2 separate regions of the Homo sapiens genome follow, and region 1 is linked to region 2. The links are chromatin contacts, found by Hi-C or POLR2A ChIA-PET in ENCODE. All regions are on one chromosome and are shown on one strand. Each heading gives the region's core, a stretch centred on a gene start or an enhancer-like site at or near the end of the contact. The rest is flanking DNA. Distances are from core to core; before and after follow the strand shown.

Evidence for each region. Hi-C counts contacts between places; a loop is a spot of excess contacts on that map. ChIA-PET counts read pairs that join two places held with the same protein, here RNA polymerase II (POLR2A). Pooled maps may share reads with other maps.
Region 1: a map of GM12878 shows a loop between it and region 2 (2.6-fold over the local background). The contact joins two enhancer-like sites. A Hi-C loop is called at or near these places in 1 of 168 maps with a recorded cell type or tissue (GM12878), 1 of 37 single-sample maps with no recorded cell type and 4 of 50 pooled maps. POLR2A ChIA-PET finds 5 or more read pairs at or near these places in 3 of 52 experiments (H1, MCF 10A and activated CD4-positive, alpha-beta T cell).

Annotation. Positions count from the first base shown.
Region 1 is chr20:48,957,651-48,963,881 of GRCh38, reverse strand. ARFGEF2 (ARF guanine nucleotide exchange factor 2) reads right to left here. Exons shown (of 39, transcript NM_006420.3): 7 at 1-52. Among named protein-coding and RNA genes, the nearest start is that of ARFGEF2, 39 kb to the right of the region's middle. Within about 2 kb of position 3,826, at least 2 of the 41 ENCODE cell types and tissues checked have a DNase peak (open chromatin) inside an H3K27ac peak, as active enhancers do.
Region 2 is chr20:48,655,039-48,661,358 of GRCh38, reverse strand. PREX1 (phosphatidylinositol-3,4,5-trisphosphate dependent Rac exchange factor 1) reads left to right here. Exons shown (of 40, transcript NM_020820.4): 16 at 1,298-1,440; 17 at 3,131-3,223; 18 at 4,171-4,319; 19 at 5,984-6,069. Among named protein-coding and RNA genes, the nearest start is that of PREX1, 170 kb to the left of the region's middle. Within about 2 kb of position 1,263, at least 3 of the 41 ENCODE cell types and tissues checked have a DNase peak (open chromatin) inside an H3K27ac peak, as active enhancers do.

The sequences.
Region 1 (6,231 bases), core at 2,577-5,076, 300 kb before region 2:
ACTACATCTTCCAAGATGTCCTTCACCACCTCCTGGGCTCCGTCATCAGTCCCTACACACACATCCAAATATACAAAACACACGTGGGCATTTTCAGGAAAAACAAAGGAAGAGAGGAAAAGGAGATTATGGGGAGTTACATTTCAGAAGGCAAAGGGTGCAAATAAGTTCTCCCCAAGGCCAAATCTGATTGTGTCAATGGAGGACAACTTCCTTGAAATCTGGAAACTTAGGCAGCATCTGTTCTGCTTTTGAGGTTCCCTTTGTGGAACACTAAAACCCCACTGGCTTATACTACTCTCTTCCTTCCTAAGTCCCAGTGGCTCGGCCCAGGGCCCTCCCCACCACCCCCAACTTGGAGGCAGGAGCTCGATTTTATCCAGCCAGAGTTCCTGGCAGAACAAATGGAGCTTTCTCTTGTGCCTTAGCCTCGGGGACCAACGAGCCTTGGTAAATGACATGCCTTCTGCTGCTTCGCCTTCTCACACTGTAAACCCAGAATCTGGCATGAGATTTCCAATGTGATAGTTAAGGATTTACTAAACTTTTATGAAATTATTCTGTAAAATGTTAACTGTTTAAGTAGAAGAGGTTCAGTATCTCTTACTCCCCCCGCCGCAGAAAACTAGCTCTGGGAAAGAGCTTACGTAAAGTAAACAGTTCTTGACCAGATATTTAGAAGTAAACATTACTTTTTTTTTTTTTTGAGACAGAGTTTTGCTGTCTTGCCCAGGCTGGAGTGCAATGGCACCATCCCAGCTTACTGCAACCTCCACCTCCTTGGCTCAAGCAATCCTCCCGCCTCCTCACCACGCCCGGCTAATTTTTGTAGTTTTAGTAGAGATGAGGTTTCTCTATGTTGCCTAGGCTGGTCTTGAACTCCTGAGTTCAAGTGATCTACCACCTTGGCATCGCAAAGTGCTGGGATTACAAGCGTGAGCCATTGTACCTGGCCTAACATTACTCATTTATAAAACATCACGTTGACCAAAAAAGCCATCACCTTAAAAAAGCAAAACCAAAATAATCCTTTGACTGTGTATTAATGAGAATTTTCAACCCAGCCACCATTTTTATGAGTTCTATGCTTGATCTATAAGGTCCCGGAGGGCAGTGCTAAGTATTTTCATTTCCACTGGGCACTTAACACTCTGGAACTATCTACGTGGCAAAGTAAATTCGTGTGGGAAATACTGATGTTATAAGCTTTTCCTAGAAGGCAAAGGGAACTTGAAATTAGAAAACCCCAGAAACAGTCACAATTGCTAAACTCACTTCTTCATCTAAAAAGGATGATTTAGACTAGATCACTGTTACTCAAACTTTAGTCATTCTCAAACCACCTTCATGGCTTTTGCCACATTCATGCACCACTATAATATTATATATTATTATGTATTTTAAATATACTGTTATGCACCACATAACAACGTTTGGTCAATGAGGAACCACATATACAATAGTGGTCCAGGAAGATTACAAATGGAGCTGAAAAATTCCTATCGTCTAGTGACATCATAGCCGTCATTATGTCACAGCACAACTTATTACTTATATTCGTGGTGATGCTGGTGTGAACAAACCTACTGTGCTACCAGTCATATAAAAGAATAGCACATGCAGTTCTGTATAGTACATAATAATTGGTAATAAACCACTATGTTATTAGTTTGTTATTTATTTATTTTTTATTTATTATTTGAGACGGAGTTTCACTCTTGTTGCCCAGGCTGGAGTGCAATGGAGCAATCCCAGCTCACTACAGCCTCCGCCTCCCAGGTTCAAGCAATTCTCCTGTCTCAGCCTCCTGAGCAGCTGGGATTACAGGCATGAGCCACCACGCCCAGCTAATTTTTTGTATTTTTAGCAGAGATAGGGTTTCTCCATGTTGGTCAGGCTAGTCTTGAACTCCCAGCCTCAGGTGATCCACCCACCTCGGCCTCCCAAAGTGCTGGGATGACAGGCATGAGCCACTGCGCCCGGCTAGTTTATGTATTTATTATACTTTTTTTTTTTTTTTGAGAGAGTCTCACTCTGTTGCCCAGGTTGGAGTGCAGTGACACGATCTTGGCTCACTGCAACCTCCGCCTCCCAGGTTCAAGCAATTCTCCTGCCTCAGCCTCCTGAGTAACTGGGATTATAGGCGTCTGCCACCACACCCAGCTAATTTTTGTATTTTTAGTAGAGACAGGGTTTTGCCATGTTGGCCAGGCTGGCCTCAAACTCCTGACCTCAAGTGATCTGCCTGCCTCAGCCTCCCAAAGTGTTGGGATTACAGGTGTGAGCCACCGTGCTCAGCCTATACTATACTCTTTATTGTCATTGCCTTCTACTTATTTAAAAAAGAAAAAGTTAGCTGTAAAAAAGTCTCAGGCAGGTTCAGGAGGCATTCCGGAAGAAAGTATTGTTATTATAGGAGATACCAACTTCATGTGTGTTATTGCCCCTGAAGACCTTCCAAGGGACAAGATGTGGAGGTGGAAGACAGTGATATGAATGATCCTGACCCTGTGCAGGCCTAGGCTAATCTGTGTGTTTTGTGGCTTAGTTTTTAACAAAAATAATTTTAAAGTTTTAAAAACCTAAAAATTTAAGAAATAGAAAAAAAAGTATAGAATAAGAATATAAAGAAAAAATATTTTTGTGCATCTGTACCATGTGTTTGTTTTAAACTAGGTGCTATTACAAGAGCCAAAAAGTTAAAAAAAATTGTTTATAAGGTAAAAATGTTACAGTAAGCTAAAATTAATTTATTATTGAATAAAGAAAATTATTATTATTATTATTATTATTATTATATTTTGAGACAGAGTCTCGCTCTGTTGCCAGGGTCGAGTGCAGTGGCACAATCTCGGTTCACTGCAACCTCCGCCTCCCGGGTTCAAGAGATTCTCCTGCCTCAGCCTCCTGAGTAGCTGGGACTACAGGTGTGCACCACCATGCCCAGCTAATTTTTGTATTTTTAGTAGAGAAGGGGTTTCACTATGTTGGCCAGGATGGTCTCGATCTCTTGACCTCGTGATCTGCCTGCCTCGGCCTCCCAAAATGCTGGGATTACAGGCATAAGCCACCGCGCCCAGCCAGAAAATTAATTTTATAGGCTGGGCACAGTGGCTCATGCCTGTAATCCCAGCACTTTGGGAGGCCAAGGCGGGTGGATCACCTGAGATCTGGAGTTCGAGACCAGCCTGGTCAACAACAGAAACCCAGTCTCTACCAAAAATACAAAAATTAGCCAGGTGTGGTAGCGGGCACCTGTAATCCCAGCTACTCGGGAGGCTGAGGCAGGAGAATCACTTGAACCTGGGAGGTGGAGGTTGCAGTGAGCAGTGATCGTGCCACTGCACTCCAGCCTAGGCGACAGGAGCAAAACTCGGTCTCAAAAAAAAAAAAGAAAATTATTTTTATAAATTTAGGGTAGCCTAAGTGTACAGTGTTTATAAAGCCTGCAGTGGCATACGGTCATGTCCCAGGCCTTCACATTCACTCACTGCTCACTCACTGACTCACTGGAGTAACTTCCAGTCCTGCAAGCTCCATCCATGGTAAGTGCCCCATACAGGTATATCAGTTTTTATCTTTTGTACTGCATTGTGACTGTACTTTTTCAAATACTTACCACTGTGTTACCAAAGCGTACAGTATTCAATACAGTAACATGGTGTACAGGTTTATAGCCTAGGAGCAATAGGCTATACCATATGCCCATACCAACAAGCTATACATATGGTATGTAGTAGGCTATACCATCTAGGTTTGTGTAAGTATACCCATAATATTCTTTCGCAAAACAGTGAAACTGCCTATGACTCATTTCTCAGAACGTATCCCTGTTGTTAAGCAATGCATGACTGCGAGTATTTACTAGTGCTCTTTAACTCACCTTAAGCAATAAAATTCACAAAATAACAGTTTTCATACATTAGTTATATTTTCTGAATGCATATTAAAATAAATAACCATTAAAATATAAAACGTTCTGGTGGGGCATGGTGGCTCATGCCTGTAATCCCAGCACTTTGGGAGGTTGAGGTGGGGAGGATCACCTGAACTTAGGAGTTTGAGACTAGCTTGGACAACACAGCAAAACCCCATCTCTACAAAAAGTATAAAAATCAGCAGGGCACACCTGTAGTCCCAGCTCCTCGGGAGGCTGAGTCAGGAGGATCACTTGAGCCTGAGAGGCAGAGGTTGCAGTGATTTGAGATTGCGCCACTGCACTCCAGCCTGGGTGACAGAGTGAGAACCTGTCTCAAAATGGAAGGAAGGAAGGAGGGAAGGAGGGAAAGAGGGAGGGAGGGAAGGAAGGAGGGAGGGAGGGAGGGAAGGAAGGAGGGACAGAGGGAGGGAGGGAAAGAGGGAGGGTGGAAAGGAGGGAAGGAAGGAGGGAGGGAGGAAAAGAGAAGGAGAGAAGAAGGGAGGGAGGGAGGGAAGGAGGGACGGAGGGAAGGAAGAAGGGAGGGAGGGAGGGAAGGAAGGAGGGAAGGAAGGGTTCACTTATCATGACATCTCACCTCTTGTAATTTGGAAAACATATGACTAGATATTTCCAAGTTCCTTTCCAGTCCCAACCTTCTCTGATGCTATGATATTAATAAAATTATGGTGACAGTTTCCAATCTGTATCATACATTCCAAAGTACACAGCACCTCATTTACATTCAACACCCAAGAAATATCAACTCATTTTATCAAAGAAGCTACAGCCTCAGTGAGTTAGACCAGAGGCTATAGAGTGGTGACTGGCAAGTACCTCTGCCTGTACATATGTATTGCTTAGCCTATGTGCTGCTTTTTAAAACTTCTGAATTAGCTGCCAACATTTAAAAACCAGGAGACTACTCACAAAAACCAGAATGGGCTTCTATTTAAAAAACCCAACTATGTGGCAACACTGGGCCACAACTGGCTGGAACCAGGTGAAGCTGCCCTCTTCAGCCAGGGCATGAACTCAGCTGATACCCTGTTGCCTCAGTCCTCACCACTCCCAATCGACTCCCTTCCCTTGGGGCCAAATGCGAGGTGCCATCACACTTGGACCACTGTTGTTACTACACAGTAAGCAGGAAAGTAACATGTCTGTCAAGAGCAGAGAAAATGGGAGGCTGACTGGGCAGGGTGTTTTAAGAACATCAGAGAAGGCTGGGCACGGTGGCTCACACCTGTAATCCCAGCACTTTGGGAAGCCGAGGTGGGCAGATCACGAGGTCAGGAGATCGAGACCATCCTGGCTAGCGCGGTGAAACACCATCTCTACTAAAAATACAAAAAAAAAAAATTAGCCAGGCGTAGTGGCGGGCTCCTGTAGTCCCAGCTACTCGGGAGGCTGAGGCAGGAGAATGGCGTGAACCCAGGAGGCGGAGCTTGCAGTGAGCCGAGATTGTGCCACTGCACTCCAGCCTGGGCGACAGAGCGAGACTCCGTCTCAAAAAAAAAAAAAAGAACATCAGAGAAAAAATGTTCCCTTGTAGAAGTGAATTCAGCATGATGAATAACAGCGAGGGCTCTGGAGCCTGCATGCCTGGTCCGGGTCCCTGCTCTGCCACTTCCCACTGTGGGGACTTAAGTTACTTAACCTCCCCAAGCCTCAGTTTCCTTACCAGTAAACAAAGCCCTGTGAGAATGATACACATAAAGCATTTAAAACAGTGCCTGAAAAAAGTGAGCTCTCAAATGCTACTTTTTATTAGGCCTGTGTGTTTATATGTAGGTGCTTGTGTGAAGACATTTATGATGTCCTCATGATAGAAGCCTGCTCATTTCTGTCACCCGCCTGGCCCTGCAGACTAAATCCATAATGAAAATTTCCAACGAATCACACTGCAAGTAGTTCCAGTTAGTTAAAACCTTCACTATCTTTCATTCCTAAGGAGAAAAACAAAATTTCACATCAGCATGGATCTCCTCTTTCCCTCACTGCAGTTTTTCCATTTAAACAGCATCAAGAGCAACGTTTTTTGGAGGGATAGAGTATATAACTCATATTCCTTAATAGGCAGGATCCATAATAGTACTTATGCAAAATCAAAACATTCTCAGGCCAGGAAGAGCTAAGGAGAGTCAGAAAGCCCGAATACCAGCAGAAGGTTCCTGAAGAGGGAGCTGCTAAGGAAAAATCCCAGTAGAGGCCCCAAAGCAGGAAGACTCCACCCAGTAACTGTGGACTGCTTCCCCTGCTGACATGACAGCCTTGGATAGGTCTCAGAAGAGGCTTTTCTGGATGTTGTGATA
Region 2 (6,320 bases), core at 14-2,513:
CAACCTCCACCTCCCGGGTTCAAGCAGTTCTCCTGCCTCAGCCTTGCGAGTAGCTGGGATTACAGGCATGCGCCACCATGCCCAGCTAATTTTGTATTTTTAGTGGAGACAGGGTTTCTCCATGTTGTGTCAGGCTGGTCTGGGACTCCCCACCTTGGGTAATCTGCCTGCCTCGACCTCTCAAAGTGCTGGGATTACAGGCGGAGCCACCGCCTCTGGCCGGCGTCAGTATATTTTTTTATGTAAAGGGCCACTTAGTAACAATTTAGGCTTTGTGGGCCGTACAGCTTGTCACAGTATCCAACTTTGTCCTTGTGGCTCAAAAGCAGCCACAGATAATACAAGTACAAATACAAATGGCCGTAGCTGTGTGCCAATAAAACTTTATTCATAAGGTCAGGTAGTGGAGCAGATTTGGCCTGCGGGGACTGAGTTTGCCAACTTTTGGTCTAAAGTGTCTCAGCATCATTTCCTTCTGAGAGGTCTGAGCGCCTTTTCACAAATTACTGCTCATTGGAGTTTGCTTATGTTAATTGACTGTTCATATCCTTTGCCCATTTATCTGTGAGCTTCTGAGCTTTTTCTAGTTGATTTGTTAGAGGTTTTTATATTCTAGATATTTATTCCTGTTGGTTTTGGACACTATAGTTACCTTCACATCTGCCATCTACCTATGGAGTTGTTATCGAATGGAGGTCCTTAATTTTAGTCTAGTACAAGAGGGTCTTATACACAGACTCCTTTTCTTCTCTAGGACAAAGATGTCATCCTATATTTAGTTTTGTTAGCTTTGGTTTTACTGTTCATACGTAGGTCTTTAATCCATTAGCTTATTGTTGCATATGGTGTGAGGTAGGGATTCAATTTTTTTCCCCCCTGGGCAAGTCAGTTTTCCATGCACCATCTGCAGAATACTCTATGATCATAAATCATCATCATAGACTAAGTTCCTGCAAACACTTAGTCCTCTTATGTGACTTCTATTCCCTTCTGCTGGTTATTGATCTGTTTCTACTGCATTTCCACACTGTGTGTTACTATGGCTTTGTAAAATATTAATGTCTTTTTATAGCAGGTGAGGCAAGTTCAGACTTTTCAAGAGAAGTCAGAAAGCCAGATCGCTTTGTGAAATATCCTAATATGTTAGTGTTGGCATATGATTCCATTTTAATAGAATAGTGTTTGCCAAACCAAACGTGTCCATGGCCTAGTTCCAGCCTGTGCCTGCCAGTTGGCAAACATGGCTGAAACTTTCCCTGTGAATCTGACCACTGAGTGCACATCTGTGGATCTGCAGTGCTGGAGAAGAGCGAGTTCAGGGATGAGTCCCAGTACTTCCGCTTTCATGCTGACGAGGAGATGGAGGGGACCAGCAGCAAGAACAAACAGCTTCGCAACGACTTCAAGCTGGTGGAGAACATTCTGGCCAAGCGCCTGCTGGTAGGAGCACAGCTGAGCAGCTGTCCCTTCCTTGCCAGAGCCCCCTGCAGGCATGGGAGCTGGGCGACCTTCTGGTTATGCACAGGGAAGGGGGCTCAGCTTGGAGTACCAGAATAGGTGGATTCTAGGTGGTAGGGGGCAACTCTGCCAAGAAGCCAGGCTGCATCACTGGCTGAGACTACCCTCCTAACAAAAGAGATTGGGCTTGCAGGTCTCCCTTTCTGTTCCCTTGCCTCTCCTGTCCCCTCCCCGTACACTGTATAGAGAGGTTGGCCTCCTGAAGCAACTCATCCTGCATACCCCACAGCAGCCCCCATCTTAACGCGTGGCCTGCAGCAGGCAGTCAAGACAGAGGCTCAGAGGTTAGGTTTCTGGTCACTGCCAGGGTTGGAGCTGAAGCCTGACTCATATGAAGACGGCTCCATTAACTTCTCTCCCATAGTACTGCAGGGACTGCTGTTCCCTCTGATTTCATGCCCCTCACTGTAAAGTCCCCCAATGCTTCCCGTCACACTTAGGATAAAATTAAACCTCTCACTCCCCTCCCCTCCCCTTCTCTCTTTCCTCTTTCCCTCCCTTCCTCCTTCCTTCCTCTCTCTTCTTTCTTTTCTCTTTTCTTGTTTTCTTTTCTTCTTTCTCTCTCTCTCTCGTGCCCGTCCTTCCTTCCTTCCTTCCTTCCTTCCTTTTCTTTCTCTCCTCCCCTTTCTTTCTTCCCTCCCCTCCCCTCCATTCCCCTCTCTCCCCTCCCTTCCCCTTTCTCCCCTCCCCTCTCTCCTCTCTCCTCTCCTCTGCCTCCCCAGTGGCTAGGACAACAGACCTGCGCCACCACACCCAGCTAATTTTTGTATTTTTTATAAAGACAGGGTTTTGCTATGTTGCCCAGGCTGGTCTTGAACTCCTGGGATCAAGCGATCAACCCGTCTCGGCCTCCCAAAGTGCTGGGATTACAAGCGTGAGCCATTGCGCCTGACCTCCTGATCTCTTTTCTTATCCTCCAGTGCCTTGGGGCCTCCCTCAGGACCTTTGTACGTGCTGTGTCTGCTGCCTGGAGCATGTTCCTCCACTCTTTATGAAGTTTTGTTTTTCATTTCGTTCAGGCCTCAGCTCCGATAGCACCTTCTCTGCCCCCTTGCCGTGCCCTATCCCATTAAGTGCTTTAATTCCAACTACGTACACTCCCTGCATCACATCCTGTATTTCTTTTGTTTATTTGTTTATAGTTGGCCTCCCGCACTAAGCAGGGCTGGGCTTGTTTGTCTTGTTCTAGATGGTGTCTCCAGCACCCATGAGAACTGCCTGGCCCGTGTGATGGGCAGCATCTCAATCAATGTCTGTTGACTGAATGAGTGCCTTTCCCTGTATCCCCCGCACTGGGGAACCCCCAGACCTGTTTCTAGCATGCCTGCCATCCTGCCCTGGGGTGGGACCGCTCCTCCCTAAACTCCCTGACTCCACATTCTTGGTGGCTGGACACCTTTGGATCCGTGTGATTCGTTAAGCCAGTGGCAGGCACAGAGTGAGCACTGGCTCTGCCAGGTGCTGTTTGCGTTTTGCTCTGTCTCGCCCACCTGGATCTGGCCACTTCCCTACTAGACCTGGGACGAGGTCATGGTCCTGTGGGGGCCACGGTGGGGCTGGCCGTAGGCCCACCTCGCTCCCTGACCGGGTTCCTTCTGCCCTGGGCCCCCAGATCCTGCCCCAGGAGGAGGACTATGGCTTTGACATCGAGGAGAAGAACAAGGCTGTGGTGGTGAAGTCCGTCCAGAGGGGCTCGCTGGCTGAGGTGAGGCCCTCGGGGGAGCTGGCAGGGACCGTGTGCAGGTGGCAGAGCGGGGTGTCTCTCTTCACCCTCCTTGAGGCAGCCCAGCCCAGGAGATTCTGGAATGATCGCTGACTCCTCTTCTCTCATTGCTCACGTGGAGAAACTGAGTCCAGGACCCACTGTCTGCAGTGGCTACAGTAGCTGGGAGTGAGTGCAGAGTCCCGGGGCTGTGCTCCTGGTGTGTTCCACCACTGCCCTCTGCTGGACATTGTGGGGAGGTACAGGAAAAAAGCAGGTGTCTCAGTTTTCTGCAACCAGTCACAGTGGCTTGAATAAGATAAGCTCATTGCTGTCTGATGCAAAGCCTACAGGAGGATAGGTTAGGAGAGTGAGGGTGTGGCTGGCCGAGGATTCAGCCCTGGGGCCTTCCGGCTTTGCCTGGGGCGTGTGCAGGTGGGTGGGGGAGATGCACCTGCCGTGCTGGCTGGAGCCCAGCTTGCCCCTGTGGCAATTAGGAATGCTTTGGGCTGCAAGGAGCGACATACCCATGGCCGGAGCGGCTAGGTTGACCTTGCCAGTGATGTGAGCGGTTGGAAGGAGGCAGTTGTGAATCTTGGTTCGGGTCAGCAGGTCTTCATCTTTCTTCGCCAGGCCCTAACAGACATAAGATGGCCACCCCGGTGTGACCCTCGTGTCCCCACACAACAGGGTCAGGCCCCAGCAGAGTTTCCCCTCAGGAGGAATACCTTTCCCAGCTGCCCTCCCATGAGCTTCCCTTTGTGGCTCATGAGGCAGAACCAGGTCCCTTGTGCCCCTCAACTGCTTACCACAGACAGCACGCAGTCACCCAGTCCTGCTGGATCCCTTGGGCCAGCACCCTTCTGCTGAACACATTTGAGCTTCCTTGGTGAGGAGGGAAGGAGCTTAGTAACTGGTGTGCACGTCTGTCCTCTGCCGTCCCTACCCAGGTGGCTGGCCTGCAGGTGGGGAGGAAGATCTACTCCATCAATGAGGACCTGGTGTTCCTGCGGCCGTTTTCAGAGGTGGAGTCCATCCTCAACCAGTCCTTCTGCTCCCGCCGCCCTCTGCGCCTCCTGGTGGCCACGAAGGCCAAAGAGTGAGTGTCCCAGGGCGGGGTGTCCGGCAGCCCTCCCTCTCAGGCTGAGTGGTGGCTGAGGGCTGGGGTGGCATGAACTGTCCTGGTCCCCCGTGGCTGGGACCCATTGTTGGAGTCACACAACACAAGCTGGACCTTCATTAATTCGGCAGATGTTTACAGAGTGCCACTCTGTGCTTGGTGGCAGTTTGGGCCCTGGGAATCCAGCCACGTGGGGATGCATGCGGTTCCTGCCATTCATAGATCTCAGATCTAGTTGGGGGAGGAGGCAGGAGACAGACAATGTGCAGATACAGAAGTAAGACACTGAGCCTGTGCTGGTGAGCGTGGCACAGATAAGTTTCTATAAACCCGGGAAAGGGGCCAGAGTGTGCAGAGGGATGGCTGTCAGGGAGACGTCACTGCGAGTCGGGGTGAAGACCCGAAGCAGATGAGGGGGGAGTCAAGGGGATTTCTGGAGGAAGAGGGCTCCAGGCAGGGGAAGCAGCTAGGGCAGAGGCCCTGAAGTGGGACCGTGTCTGGCGCATTGGAAGAGCAGAAGGAAGCTGATGGGGCTGGAGCAGTGAGTGAGAGGGAGGGCTGGGTAGTGAGGTCTGTAGGGTAACGGGGTCCAGCCCTGGAGGCCCCTGGCAAGGACCCATGGGGAGCCACTGGAAGCTTCTGATCGAAGTCCTGTGGCTGCAAGTGGAGCTCAGATTGTCAGGGGCAAAGGTGGCTCTCGGGGGAGCTGAGGAGGTGGTGGCTCAGCAGAGTGCGAGAGCAGGGGTGGGAGGAGCAGACCCGTGCTAGGGGTAGGTACCGGGGAGCAAAGCATTTTGTCTTTGAAAAATTATGCATCTGGTTTTTCACTTTTCCCTTTTATTTAACACAGATCTTCTCTTGACAGGAGGGGTGGAAAGTTTTAAATATGATTATTTCAGTAAAAAGGCGAGCTGACTTAGGGAAAATGTGGTTGATCGATGGGTTGGTATGTGGAAGTGGCAGAAAGCACCAAGGTGGAATGTGTCTGCTGAAAGCTGTGGAAACACCTGGTTTGAGAGCAGGCTCCCAGCTCGGCTTTATCTGCAGGGGGGAATGGGAGGGACAATTGTGCAGCATAGGGTTGGAGACCTGCCTTAGACGGGGATGTGGGCAGGGTACTGATGCTCCAGGAGCAGTGACACCCATTGCCCTCCCTGGCAGGTGCTGCCTCTCTGCTTTGGGGATCGACCCACAGAATGGCCCAGACCTGCCTTCCTAGGGGACTTGTGTGGGTGTTTTTCTAGGGTCAGCACCGAGATGTACCAGCAGATCACTTCTCACCCTCCCACCTGCGATTGTTAAACTATTGACTGGTTGGAGTGCTGGTCTCACCTCCAAGGGTCTTAGGACAGGAGAATGATGGAGGTGTGGGAGGATGGTCTGGAATTTCTGTTCGAGGACAGAAGCTCCAAGGGCAGGCCAGTGGGTTGTGCTTAATCAAAGATCCTGGTGGCATGGGCTCTGCCTGATTGACATTTCTCTCTGTATTTGGGAGCTGGAAAGCCTGGTGGTGCTACTACTATTTTGGGCTGAATTTTCCCAGTGTTTCCAAGGCAGAAAGTCTCTGGGTTGGCACCGGGGTTATTGAGAGTGATGCTGGTTTTCCTCATGGCCTTTTTCCCTGCCTCTTCTACCTGGTGCAGGATCATCAAAATCCCCGACCAGCCGGACACACTGTGCTTCCAGATTCGTGGAGCTGCCCCACCGTACGTCTATGCTGTGGGGAGAGGTGAGTGGGAGCCTTGGGAGAGAGGGGAAAGGTGCAGAAGATGGTGGATCTGTCTGTGTGGCAGGAGTTCAGAGCCTTCTGAACTCTAGGCTTCTGCCAGACAATGTACCATCAGCACTTATTTTCTTTGCCTGATGCCAAGACTTGCAAACACAAATGCCTGTTGGGGTCAGGCAGGCTACAAGTGGGTAGCCATCCCAGTGGAAGACAGTGGGTAGTGGTGAGGACTATGGCAAGGTGAAAAAATACAT